Linked DNA regions of Homo sapiens: regions 1 and 2 are each linked to region 3. The links are chromatin loops, found by intact Hi-C in ENCODE. Cell type or tissue: IMR-90. All regions are shown on one strand. Region 1 overlaps COLEC12 (collectin subfamily member 12). Region 2 holds the start of COLEC12 (collectin subfamily member 12). Region 3 overlaps CLUL1 (clusterin like 1).

Region 1 (4,000 bases), 160 kb before region 3:
TTGTGGCTAAGCGGAAAGTTACACTGGGAGATAAATAGAAATGAAAGGCATTGTGATGCTATAATGTGGTAAAAACAGCACAGCATACTTTATTTATTTTTGTTTTGTTTTATTTTACGCTTTTTTTTTTTTTTTTTGAGACAGAGTTTCACTCTGTCACCCAGGCTGGAGTGCAGTGGCACAATCTCAGCTCACTGTAAGCTCCGCCTCCCGGGTTCATGCCATTCTCCTGCCTCAACCTCCTGAGTAGCTGGGACTACAGGTGCCCGCCACCATGCCTGGCTAATTTTTTGTATTTTTTAGTAGAGACGGGGTTTCACCATGTTAGCCAGTGTTTTACTTTAAGTTCTGGGATACATGTGCAGAATGTACAGGTTTGTTACATAGGTATACATGTGCCATGGTGGTTTGCTGCACCCATCAACCCATCATCTAGGTTTTAGGCCCTGCATGCATTAGGTATTTGTCCTAATGCTCCCCCTCCCTTTGCCCCCCCCTCCCCTGACAGGCCTGGGTGTGTGACATTCCCCTCCCTGTGTCCATGTGTTCTCATTGTTCAACTCCCACTTATGAGTGAGAACATGCAGTGTTTGGTTTTCTGTTCCTGTGTTAGTTTGCTGAGAATGATGGCTTCCAGCTTCGTCCATGTCCCTGCAAAGACATGATCTCATTCTTTTTTACGGCTGCATAGTATTCTGTGGTGTATATGTGTCACGTTTTCTTTGCCCATTTGCACATTTTCTTTGCCCATTCATGGGCATTTGGGTTGTAAATAGTTCTTTGCTATTGTAAATAGTGCTCAGCACAGCACACTTTAACTGACACAATAGTTAAGTGTATCAAGCACAACCCAGGCAGGGTATGAAATCAGACCACGTCAGCCCTCAGGTGGTAGGACAAAGCACGTGGTGGGAGGCTGGCTGGTTTAAGAGGGTCTTGCAGTACCTTCTATGGAGCATTTTACTACTTTTCTGAATTGATCTTAGGCAAAGAATGGAGAAAAACATTTGACTTCCACCTTTATCCTGTCTCACAGAGGTAGGCATGACAGCATTAAAACCCAACAGGCACACTGTAGCTACTATGCCCAGTCTGAGTTCTCAATGAAGACCAAAAATAGTTCTTGGTGCTATGCTGTCTCTAGTTCCACAACCTTCATACAAAACACAAACCCCTCGCTGGTTTAAGAGTGCCAGAAAGCACTGGGGAGTTAGGGCCAATCATGTGCCGTGAGCAACTTGTACTCATAAACCAGGCCCACACAGATGAGACGCTTTACACAAGGAGGGAAAGGCCGCCCAGAAACATCCTCTGGAGAAATACTCAGTTGGCCGGGCTCTGCCTCCAGTGCCGGAACAGCAGGATGACTTCTGCGTTACCGACGATCTGTTCACCACACTTCACTAGAGCCTTCCCACACCTCCGCTTAGGAAGGTCACAAACCCATTTGGGTTAAATGCTCTTGCAGCTTACTGGAAACCCACTGGCAGCTGATGTTGTGTTTTGAGAATAAACGATGTAACCTGTAAGATTTCCAGAAGGCGTATTTTCTTCTCCAACAAAGAGCAGCCCGCTGACTGAGCTGTGGACCGCAAGCAGTGGCAGCCCCTTGGCTGCTCGCTATTTTGAGTCTGGAGAGATTGTTCACGAGGAGCACAGGCTGTTTGGCAACATCAGAGCTCTACCCAGAAAGCAAAAACAAAATCCGGGTGGTAAGGAAGAGCCAGGCAGGAATGCCTATATACCTGAGGACCCTGAGCCCCGTACTCTGTCTCCTTGGTGAAGTGCCAGCCCTCCCACTTCTCGGCTCGCAGGTCTTAAAGACAGTATTTTACTGCTTTTCCGCAGCATTTTCACGGCATTTTGTTAGGATGGTGGTTTGTTCACATTCCCGAGGGTTTTCTCTTGGCAAGGATCAGTGCAGCCAGGTAACTGCTCTTCCTCTTAATTAATCTTAATTAGATTACATGTAACAGCATGGCTGCACAGTGAGGCCTGCCGATCTGCTGACAAGGAGCAGCTTACCCTGTGAACGAACAGGCCTGACTGGGATTATGGACGCGAGCCGTGTAAATGGGAACGGAGCCCCCTAAGCCAACAGTCCTCGGCCTGCTGACACAGCTGCACAGAGTACCCAGGCACTGCAGCGCCGAAGGAGATTCAGTTACAGTGAAGAAATCATAACAAAGACAGGAAACAGATCAGCACACTCTGGATTTAACACCCTCCCTGGGGAGCTCTGCTGATTTCTAGGCTGCAGATGTTTTTAACCCTGCCTTGAAGAATGTCCATGTCACATGCTGGAGCTGATGAAGGCAAGTACAGTATTGAAGCAAAGCACACATATCCCAAAAGTGGACCCAAATCATGTTGATTAGAGCTTCCCCCATCTCTGCGAAAAGAGGACACAACTGTTAAAATCTGTAAACGATCTTTTGGTGGAGTTTGATGAGCAGTTGCGAAATGGATGCCCACAAAGCCTGGTGTTTATTTACTTAAAATGAGGTGTAAATGAAGCTCACTAGACTCTTCCATGAAGGGCTTCCTAGTCCCAAGAGTTGCAAAATGTCTCAGCTGTTTCCGACTTTTTGCTCTTTGCAGCACTCTATACCAAGCGGAGTAGAATGAAAACAAGCCTCCTTCATTGCGCATTTTTCAAAGTGACTGCCAACAAAAGCTGGATCCTTGACTGTTTAGTGCTTACGATTGAGGAGACGGCGTATCTTACTGGCAGGATATAGGTAGTTTTCCAACAGTTACAGTAAGTTTGCAGAATTGGAAATTTATATAAGTTCTTCTGAGTTACATAAACATGTCTATGACTGCACAAAGATGTGGTTCGCCAGAAGCACTGCATTTTCTTTGTGGCAAAGGGACTGGCCATACCCTGCCAGAAAAGTTCAGGCAAGAGGAGGACTCTAATGTTAGATAAACCTCAAGTCCAAAAGTTGGAAAAAGAGAAAAACGTTCAGCTCACTTGTGATCTGATTTTGTCCCATTTGCAGTTCTTTTACTGTTTTCCATGAGTATTTTTAAGAATGCTCACAGAGGACCTCATCAGGGACCGGAAACTCTAGCACTCATTTCCTAACATACCCTTGGAGCATCTCACTAAGGACATATTTTTGCTTCTCATGTTAAGAAAGCAAAAGGATCATTTTAACTGCTACTGAATTTAATCCTGTGTTTGAACAGACACAGATCTCTGGTAATTCAGAGCAACTGTCTTTTCCCCAGCTGAGCTTGCTGACTTACCCAGACAACTGAGAACACACGTGGGTGGGCTGAGGAGGGGAGAGGAGAAGTGCACCTGAACGATCCAGGTTGGCCCTCTCCTCTAGCCACAGGCATTGGCAAACTGCTGTTCCTGGTTGTCCAGACCCGTTTTCTGAAGGCAGCCTTCGCTTCTGTGAATCGGTGGCAGCTCAAGACCTAGGAGCTGAGGACCCCCTGATGGGGTAGCTTCTCCCACTACTGGACAGACCACCTGTTCAAAAGCCCCTTGTTATTTTGGACCTCTTCATCTAAACTGTCGTCTTCCAGACCTTAGGATCACAGATTCTGTCTCTATATGATCACTCCTCAAGACTTCTCTCTCCCACGTGAAGCCATTTTCCCCAGTTTCATTTCTGGTCCACCACTGCACCTCGTGAACTTCTCATTTTGCACAGGAGGTACTCAGATAACTTCTTTTTGAGACAGGGTCTTGCTCTGTCACCCAGGCTGAGTGCAGTGGCACGATCATGGTTCATTGCAGCCTTGACCTCCCAGGCTCAAGTGATCTTCCCACCTCAGCCTTTCAAGTAGCTGGGACCACGGACATGCTCCACCATTCCAGGCTAATTTTTTTATTTTCTGTAGAGATGGGGACTGGGGGCTGGGAGAGGTCTCCCTGTGTTGTCCAGGCTGGTCTCGAACTCCTGGACTCAAGCTATCCTCCCTCCTTGGCCTCTTTAGCAGCCGGGATTACATGCATGAGCCACCAGACCTGGCACTCAGA
Region 2 (4,000 bases), 120 kb before region 3:
ATTAGAAAGTCACGTTGGTACCCTAAAAAGGCATCTGACTTGCACAGGAATATTTGCTTTTGCAAATGAACTTCTTTAACTTCTATGGTGTCCACTGATTTTCAATTTGGCTAAAGAATGGGGTGTGTGTGTGTGTGTGTGTGTGTGTGTGTGTGTGTGTTTGAGAGAGTCTTGCTTCTGTCACCTGCGCTGAAGTGCAGTGGCACGATCTCGGCTCATTGCAACCTCCACCTCCCGGGTTCAAGCTATTCTCCTGCCTCAGCTTCCCAAGTAGCTGGGACTACAGGCATGCGCCACCAGGCCCAGATAATTTTTGTATTTTTTAGTAGAGACAGGGTTTCATTACATGTTGGCCAGGCTGGTTTCACTATATGGTGATCCGCCTGCCTCAGCCTCCCAAAGTGCTGGGATTACAGGCATGAGCCACTGCACCTGGCCAAGAATGTTTTAGATTAACACGTTTATTCTAAGAATTTACAAGGCTTGTCGTTGCTTTCTATCATGTTGGCTTTCTGAAGCACGGGGAGTTAACAACTATTTGATGTAATCAGGAACCCGGGGAAAATCTTTAGTTGGTTCCCTATGGCAAATGGTCAAAACAATTCCACTTGGTAAAAGCAGCTTTCCGTTTTTGTCTAGGCTTCCAAAGCCTCACATGCAACTGGTTGGCTCCACCTCTTCCTGGATACAGCACCAATTGTGGGTTACTTGGCTAGTTAGTTGTCTCAGATTCACTTTTTTTTCCAGTCATCTTCACCAGAGGTTATCTATTTGGTGTCTTAGGGCCTTCCAAGCCACACGGGGTAACTGACAAGGCTTGTCTTTAGATGCCTACTCTATCCTCCTAGTTGCCAGTTCCTATTTCTTCTAGACTCAGTTTTCATACCTATACTGTTAGGATTGAAATGTCTACTCTCAGGGCTGTTGAGAGGATTAATTGCAATGTGTTTGTAGTGTATATAGTACAGTGGCTGGCACTTAGTAGGTACTAAAAAATTATTACTGCCCCTCCCGTCCCCACCCCACCACTCAGACAAATGTAATAAATACAGATTACGTGGTAATAATTGGTAGGCAAAACTCTCATGGAATATTTTTTTTCTTTTTTTTTTTTTTAGACGGAGTCTCGCTCTTGTCACCCAGGCTGGAGTGCAATGGCTCGATCTCGGCTCACTGCAACCTCCATCTCCTGGGTTCAAGTGATTCTCCTGCCTCAGCCTCTCAAGTAGCTGGGATTACAGGTGCCTGCCACCACGCCCAGCTAATTTTTTGTATTTTTAGTAAAGACAGGATTTCACAATGTTGGCCAGGCTGGTCTCGAACTCCTGACTTCGAGTGATCTTGCCCACCTCGGCCTCCCAAAGTGCTGGGATTACAGGTGTGAGCCACCGCGCCCCGCTGGAATATTTTCGTTTTTAAAAGAGGGCTTCAAAATGATTAGTCTACCCGGGGATTCACCAGTCCGTCCCTCCATCAACCTCCCCGACTGGGGCGGAAAGTGTATGGGGCTTCTGGGCAGCGCTAGACCACAGCGGGTAGGCCACCATCTGGTCCAGAATGCAGCATAAATCTCTCCAAAAATGTGTTTAGGACTTCTGGGTATGTTTTCCAGTGCAAATGTAAAGTGGAAAAGTGTCTCAAGTGCAATAGCGGTCCTTTACCCAGTAAAAAGCATAACAAAAGTTTCAGGGTTTAAGAACCCACGTGGGAGCTGATGGAGTGGGTAGGTGGTTAATCTTCCCAAGTTTTAAAAACCACTGGTCTTAATGACCAGCAGAGAAGATTCACTTCTGGCTAAAATGATAACTGAGCCCCAGATAACTTTTAGCCATGTGAAATTCTTTCCTTTCTAGGGAGTCTCCTCAATCAGAGCCAGCTAAGGAATGTGTGTATTTCCTAGAATGTAAATGAGGGAAGAGAAACTGAGATGGAGACAGAAGGAAAGCAAGCCACTGCATTTTGAAATTCTCTAGGTAGGCAGTTGTATCGTGTCTTTTGTTTCTTTTTCCCTGGGGCAGACCACTTTTCACCTGGCCATCAGTCACCTCCCTTCCCGAGGTCTCCCGACGTGGACACCTAACGCCCTTGGAAAGGGAGTGAATTGGTAGGATATCATCGCTCCGGTTAGTTCCGCGGGAGCTGCCCTTCAGAAAAAAAACTTTCCAGAGCCAAAAGTTACTTTCCAAGCGCCTTGGGGCTTCCCGGGCGCCTCCCTCGGACGGCAACCCTAGAAGTCAAAGCGATTGCATCGCCAGGTCTGTGGCGGCTGGAAGCGGGGTGACCGCGGTCAGATGGCATTTCGCACCCACGCAGGGCTGTGTTATCCTAGCACAGAACCAGCAACTCTCACACGAAGCCTTGTGTAAACACCACGCGGGCCCATTCCTGAACGACTCTTTGATGCCTCCGCTGCGGTTACTTATCTCATACATAAATCAGGATTCCGCTGACAAATCTCCGTGTTTCCACTAAACAGAAGGCTGCCCTGCAGTCCTTCTCGTGCTTCTTTCTAAAGTACGATAACATCTGACACTTCCATAAACCGGCCTGCAGAGGACACCGCGCAGGGGGCGACTAACCAGCTGAGGTGTGTCACCCCAAAACACCAGTGGGCACACCCCAAGGCGGGCACGTGGAAGGGACGCGGAACCGAGGGCAACTATTTTCCAGTCGGTGAATCTGATGGAGAAAGATGCCAAATGCACTTCCCGAGCCAGCTGAACTCCTCGGGCACCTAATCATTGCCAGATGTGGCGAGGGCGCACGGAGAACATCCCCAGTCCCGGAGAAAACACCCGGCCGCCAGCGCGGGGACCGCTCGGGCCGGGAAACGGCTAGAGGCGGGAGGAGAGAGGACTGGGCGAGCGTGGGGAGCGCTGCGGCGTGGAAAAGCGACCGGGAGGGATGGCGATGCCTCCACTCTCCTCGGCAGGTTTTTTCAATTAAAAAGTTGGAAACGGGAATCCGTAAACAACGACTTAGGGCTTCAAACTACTTGCAAAGACGCGATGGGGAGGGGAATACTTGCGCGCTTCAAAACCCCAACCTCGAGGTCTCCAGCCGCGCCTGACCCGGGAGCCGGGTGCGCCCCCAGTGTCCGCGCACGAACCCGGCGCCCTGGCAGCCCCGACTCCCCGGGCCCGCAGCCCAAGGGAAGGTTCGCGCGGGAGGCACCTCCGTGGCCTCCCGCGCGCCCCGAAGCCCGTTCCCCCCGCCCAGAGCCCCGCGGAGCTGCCGCCGCCCTACCTTTCATGGTGACCGTGGGGACGCACCGCCGGCCGGGGAGCTCCGCGCGAGCGCCGCGCAGCCGAGGAAGTCGTCCCGAGCGGCTGCTCACCGCACGCCCATGGTAGCCGCGCCGCGCGCCGGCCGTCTGCGCCCCCGTCCTCCCTCGCCGCCGCCGGCCCGCGCTCCCCGCGCTCCCGGCTCCGCGCTCTGCTGCCTCGGGGCTGCCGCGCGCGCCGCTCTCGCTCTCCCAGCGCCCCTCCCCCTGGCCCGACCCGGCCGAGCGAGCGGCCGCGCCCACGCCCCTCTCGCGCCCTCCCGCGCCCGCCCCGCCCTCGGCCCGCGCCTGCCCTCGCCGGGCACTTTCTCGCCCGCCCTCTCCTGCGCGCCCTGGCCCCACTCGCGCGGGCTCTCTCTTTTTCCCGTTGCACCAGCGTCGGGATGAAGTCGGGAGCAAAGCCCTTCCCGGGGCGGTCCAGCGTTCACCTTCGGCGAGCACCTAAGGTGCCGCTGCTGCTGGGGTCGCTTCTACACCCCAAACTACCTAGCAAGTGTTGGGCGAGAGGATGGGGAGCTGCTGTGCCCCGGGGGTGGCGGGGGGTAAGGTGGGCCCTTCCCCAAACGGCTCTGGGGCATGGAGAGGTACAGAACGTCCTCCGGGTTCAGAGTTTCCAAGTGCGTGCGCTGGTTGACGCCTGAAGGAGACCAAGCAGCAGGGAACACTCTCTCTGTCACCCAGGGAGAGCCCGAGTGGCCAGAATCCGAAGTCACCATT
Region 3 (4,000 bases):
CAGGGACCACTGTCATTGTATCCTGGAGCTGGTTCTATATAAGACACAGCCTGAGCAGTATATAGGCTTCCTAGTCTGCTCCTGGCCAAATGTCCCAGTTGGAAGCCCAGAGGTTGTCTGGCTATGCCAGTGGCAGGATGGGCAAGTCTAACTCAAGGGTGACATATTAGCAAGACCTTTATGGCCATGCATCTAAGATGCTCTGTCCAAGCCTGAACTTAGCAACAATAAACCTGACATTTTGAAATCCATCTGATTCCTCTATTTTCCAGTTGATGCCACATGCATCCTCTTGCCATCTTTCTTAATTAAGATGACTTTGCTTCTAAATCTCCTTAATTATCAAGCAGCTATCTACAATATTTTGTAATCCCCTTAAATCTTGAGCATAATGATGTCATAATTATGAAAGTGACCGGATTCACATGAAGTATTGCTTAATCTTAAGAACAAAATGGCAGCTGTGAAAACAGATGAAGTAATTAGAGGAAGAGCCTTTTTGGAAGCTTCGAGATATTTTCAAAGTAATTAGTACTAGTTAGCAATAAAGTTCTGTTCTGAGAAATTGCTCTTAAAGGAGGAACATGGATTAAAGAAAAAAATCTGCTACTAGGAAGTAAGCCATCTTTCTATGTGTGTGATTGGTTTTGCTTCCTGAAAACTGGTTCCGTTTTCAACAAAATTTGGGTCTGTTGAAAAAGAACACGCAGATGCCAGCCTTGATGTCAAACGGGCCCAAACTTGGACAGTGGTAAACTAATGAGCAATGGTGCACAGAGTCAGGGTAAAAGCTGGACAATTTCCTATGACCAACTTTTCCAGGACTCTGCTCTGCTCTTCCTGAGAAAAATACCCAAAGTGCTGCCTCTTCCATTGGCCAACCATGCATCTTTCAGGATAGGACACATCTGTTTATAGGTGTGGATTGTAGTTGCTCATAAGTGACATTAGGCTGTTTAAAATAATAATAGTTCGAGTTTTGCTATGAGCTGATCTGTTTTCCAAGAGAGCTAAGAGTTTTCCAGCTAAAAGAGGGAATTAGTGGGTAATCAAGGCAGCTGACATGGGGTGTGGCTGGGCCTTGAATGTGTGTCACTCTCTGTGCCCAGGCAGAGCAAAGATAAACTCCAGACTGCATGTTGCTCAGAGACCAGGACCAACGTCATAGGGCGCCTAAAAGGCAGGTGGCCCAGTTCAGAATTGTCAAGGTCTGACCTGCTTGGACAAGTGCTGAGTACATAGTAAGGATGGATTGGCTAGTCTCTCAAAACTTGCAAACAGGGCGCAGGTGATCTTGAGATTTCAGTTGCCAGAGAGACCCATCGTGTAGATTCCAGAGTTGGCTATCATGACTAACAGCTGTCTAAGTTGTTTTTAAATGAATCATTAAGGGCTACATTTTCAGTTCAGCTAATCAAGTAGCAAATTACGGTGGGTCTAAAATACTTATCTATTGCATTATGTATATGCTAGACTTTATCACTTTAGTTGGTTATATCGCTTCATATACTAACAGTCAAAAAATGCCAAACGAGAAAACAAACAAACAAAGATGCCACATGACTGTGTAAATACACTTTTCGAACTGTTTTATCTAAGAGTTTACTCACTTTCACATTGTGGCTTATAGTATTTTCAATCTAAGAGACTAATTTTGCTTACATAGGAAACTACATATTTTAAATTGAAAATTAAAAAAATATTTTTAAGGTTTTAATGAGTCCTATCAAAACACATTTGTATATAGGAAGGTAGCCCAAGGTCACTGTTGCCAATTGTGTACACAGCCTGCCCTCTAGTGTTTTCTTCTGAACAGTACCAAATTTTAGATCATAGTTGTAAATCTCAAAATGTTGGGTTAATAGGATTAAACACTGTGTCATCAAACTGATAGGACACAGCTAAATCCCTGACACGGATGAAAATTAAAGCAGAGAAAAACGAAGGTCCTTCCAGAAGCTGGTGGCAACTTCACTGGGGAGATATTGCAAAGTTAGTGGTAAATACACTATATTAATAAGTTTTGTTTTGTAAATAGAGTAATGATAGAAGAAGAGTTAGTTGAAATGATGTATGTAAAATGTGATAACTGCATAATTACTAGTACAGTTGCTAGTTTACGACTGTATTAAAAAGACATTCCAAATGTTGATCAAATAATGGAGGTTTCTGTGGTTGTTTTCTTTTTAAAATAGTAAATATACGTAAAGCAGATAAATATCCCCTTTGTGGGAGTTAAAATAATCTAACTTATTTTATAGTTTTAACTTTATTAAAGCATACGACTATTCTAACTTATTTAACTTTTCTTAGTAAAGTTTTAACCTCTGTATTTAGAATATTTATAACTAATGTGTATCGAATTAAACTCAAAGGGAAATTCATTAACTGAGAAGAAAAAATTTTAACTGTGCACTATTCACATAGCATAATGGGTTTTATAAGGAGTATGAGAAAAATGTGTGTGGTTGGTTTTGCTTTCTTTAAAAATAATAGCGAACCACGTAGGTAAAAACTCACTTGAGAACATAGACTTTTGGAGGGAAATGCCAGGTGTGGTGGCTCACGCCTGTAATCCCAGCACTTTGGGAGGCCGAGGGGGGCGGATCACCTGAGGTCAGTAGTTCGAGACCAGCCTGACCCACATGGAGAAACTCCATCTCTACTAAAAATACAAAATTAACCGGGCTTGGTGGCGCATGCCTATAATCCCAGCTACTTGGGAAGGCTGAGGCAGGAGAATCACTTGAACCTGGGAGGTGGAGGTTGCGGTGGGCCGAGATCACGCCATTGCACTCCAGCCTGGGCAACAAGAGCAAAACTCCGTCTCAAAAAAAAAAAAAAAAAAAAGAATTTTGGAGGGAAAAAAATCCCTCTAACAGATTCGAATTAATTCTGTGTTTCGAGATGTTTACAAAATGAAGCTTGGACTCTGAGAGGATGTGATCTATCCTCTCCATTGCATTGAGTTTCAAGTACTTCACATGGCGGGCTTTTTTAACTGTCGTGAAGAGTTTAAACCAAATAGGGACTAGAATTTGTTTGTTTTTTTAACTTACATTTCAAGCTTCCTTATGTCTCAGGCACATTAGCATAAGTTGTCTAAAGTCATAAGGAAAAATTGACAGAAAAATGCTTTGGAGCCCCAGGTGTTTTCAATTGATGCCAACAGAAACTAACCAAATGGAAGACATTTGATGCGGGTTTATTTTTCCTTTGCAGTAACAGCGGGAACATGAAGCCGCCACTCTTGGTGTTTATTGTGTGTCTGCTGTGGTTGAAAGACAGTCACTGCGCACCCACTTGGAAGGACAAAACTGCTATCAGTGAAAACCTGAAGAGTACGTTTGGTTTCTTATCTGTGCTGTGTCCTGTTTGCATGTTGGTTGTCCTGCTGGCGTTTATAGTGAGTCGCAGTTGAGAGATAACCATATTCGCTGTTTTCACGGTGAAACGTTCTCAAGGCGCTTAAACCAGGTCATCCTGACGCCAAACATCTGGGTAAAAATAGAAAATTCCAATCACGTCTCTGCAGGCGTTCACCTTTCCAGATGTTTGTATCATGTAGATACAACTTGCCAGTTTTTTCACTGCATTTTTTTGTATCATCCAGATGGTTGGTGTCATCTCAGCACAGCTCTAATGAACAGTGAAATACTTTTCTAGCATTTGAAAAATTTAAACCATTAGAGTAATCTGTGCAATTGTTCTTAAACTAGTGAAAGAATGGGTTATAATTACGTTGAATCTGGTTGTTCTGTGGCCATTAACTTGCAACTTTGCTTGGTGATATATACTTTGGGTACTTAATATATAGAAGAACAAATTAGCTAAAATGCAGCTGATTTGGGGTCTGTAATAATCAGAGTCAAGAATGAGCTCCTCAGTAGGCCACGTTGGCTATTTTGAACAGGGAATGACAATGAATTTTAAACTTACTAAGGGCTTATTAAAGGTGTATAAGACACGTCCATTGAGTTATTAAGGAAGCTCGTATTAC

Evidence for each region. Peaks named below come from ENCODE experiments on the same cell type or tissue, not always from the same donor. Only the 100,000 strongest peaks of a DNase experiment are listed, where the experiment ranks them.
Region 1: a loop joins it to region 3, with 2.9 times the contacts of the local background. A loop is called at or near these places in 3 of 110 quality-filtered maps.
Region 2: a loop joins it to region 3, with 4 times the contacts of the local background. A loop is called at or near these places in 21 of 110 quality-filtered maps.

What each region holds. Positions count from the first base shown.
Region 1 is chr18:455,159-459,158 of GRCh38, forward strand. The region is part of intron 2 of COLEC12 (collectin subfamily member 12); the gene reads right to left. Among named protein-coding and RNA genes, the nearest start is that of COLEC12, 44 kb to the right of the region's middle. In IMR-90, no CTCF peak of the experiment used is centred here; a DNase peak (open chromatin) is centred at 2,213; H3K27ac peaks cover 1,942 bases.
Region 2 is chr18:497,262-501,261 of GRCh38, forward strand. COLEC12 (collectin subfamily member 12) reads right to left here and starts at 3,440. Exons shown (of 10, transcript NM_130386.3): 1 at 3,247-3,440. The coding sequence starts at 3,253. In IMR-90, no CTCF peak of the experiment used is centred here; a DNase peak (open chromatin) is centred at 2,380; H3K4me3 peaks cover 1,161 bases; H3K27me3 peaks cover 1,724 bases.
Region 3 is chr18:614,766-618,765 of GRCh38, forward strand. It overlaps CLUL1 (clusterin like 1), which reads left to right. Exons shown (of 10, transcript NM_001393344.1): 3 at 3,223-3,341. The coding sequence starts at 3,236. Among named protein-coding and RNA genes, the nearest start is that of CLUL1, 20 kb to the left of the region's middle. In IMR-90, a CTCF peak has its summit at 1,793 (motif pointing left); no DNase peak of the experiment used is centred here; H3K27me3 peaks cover 840 bases.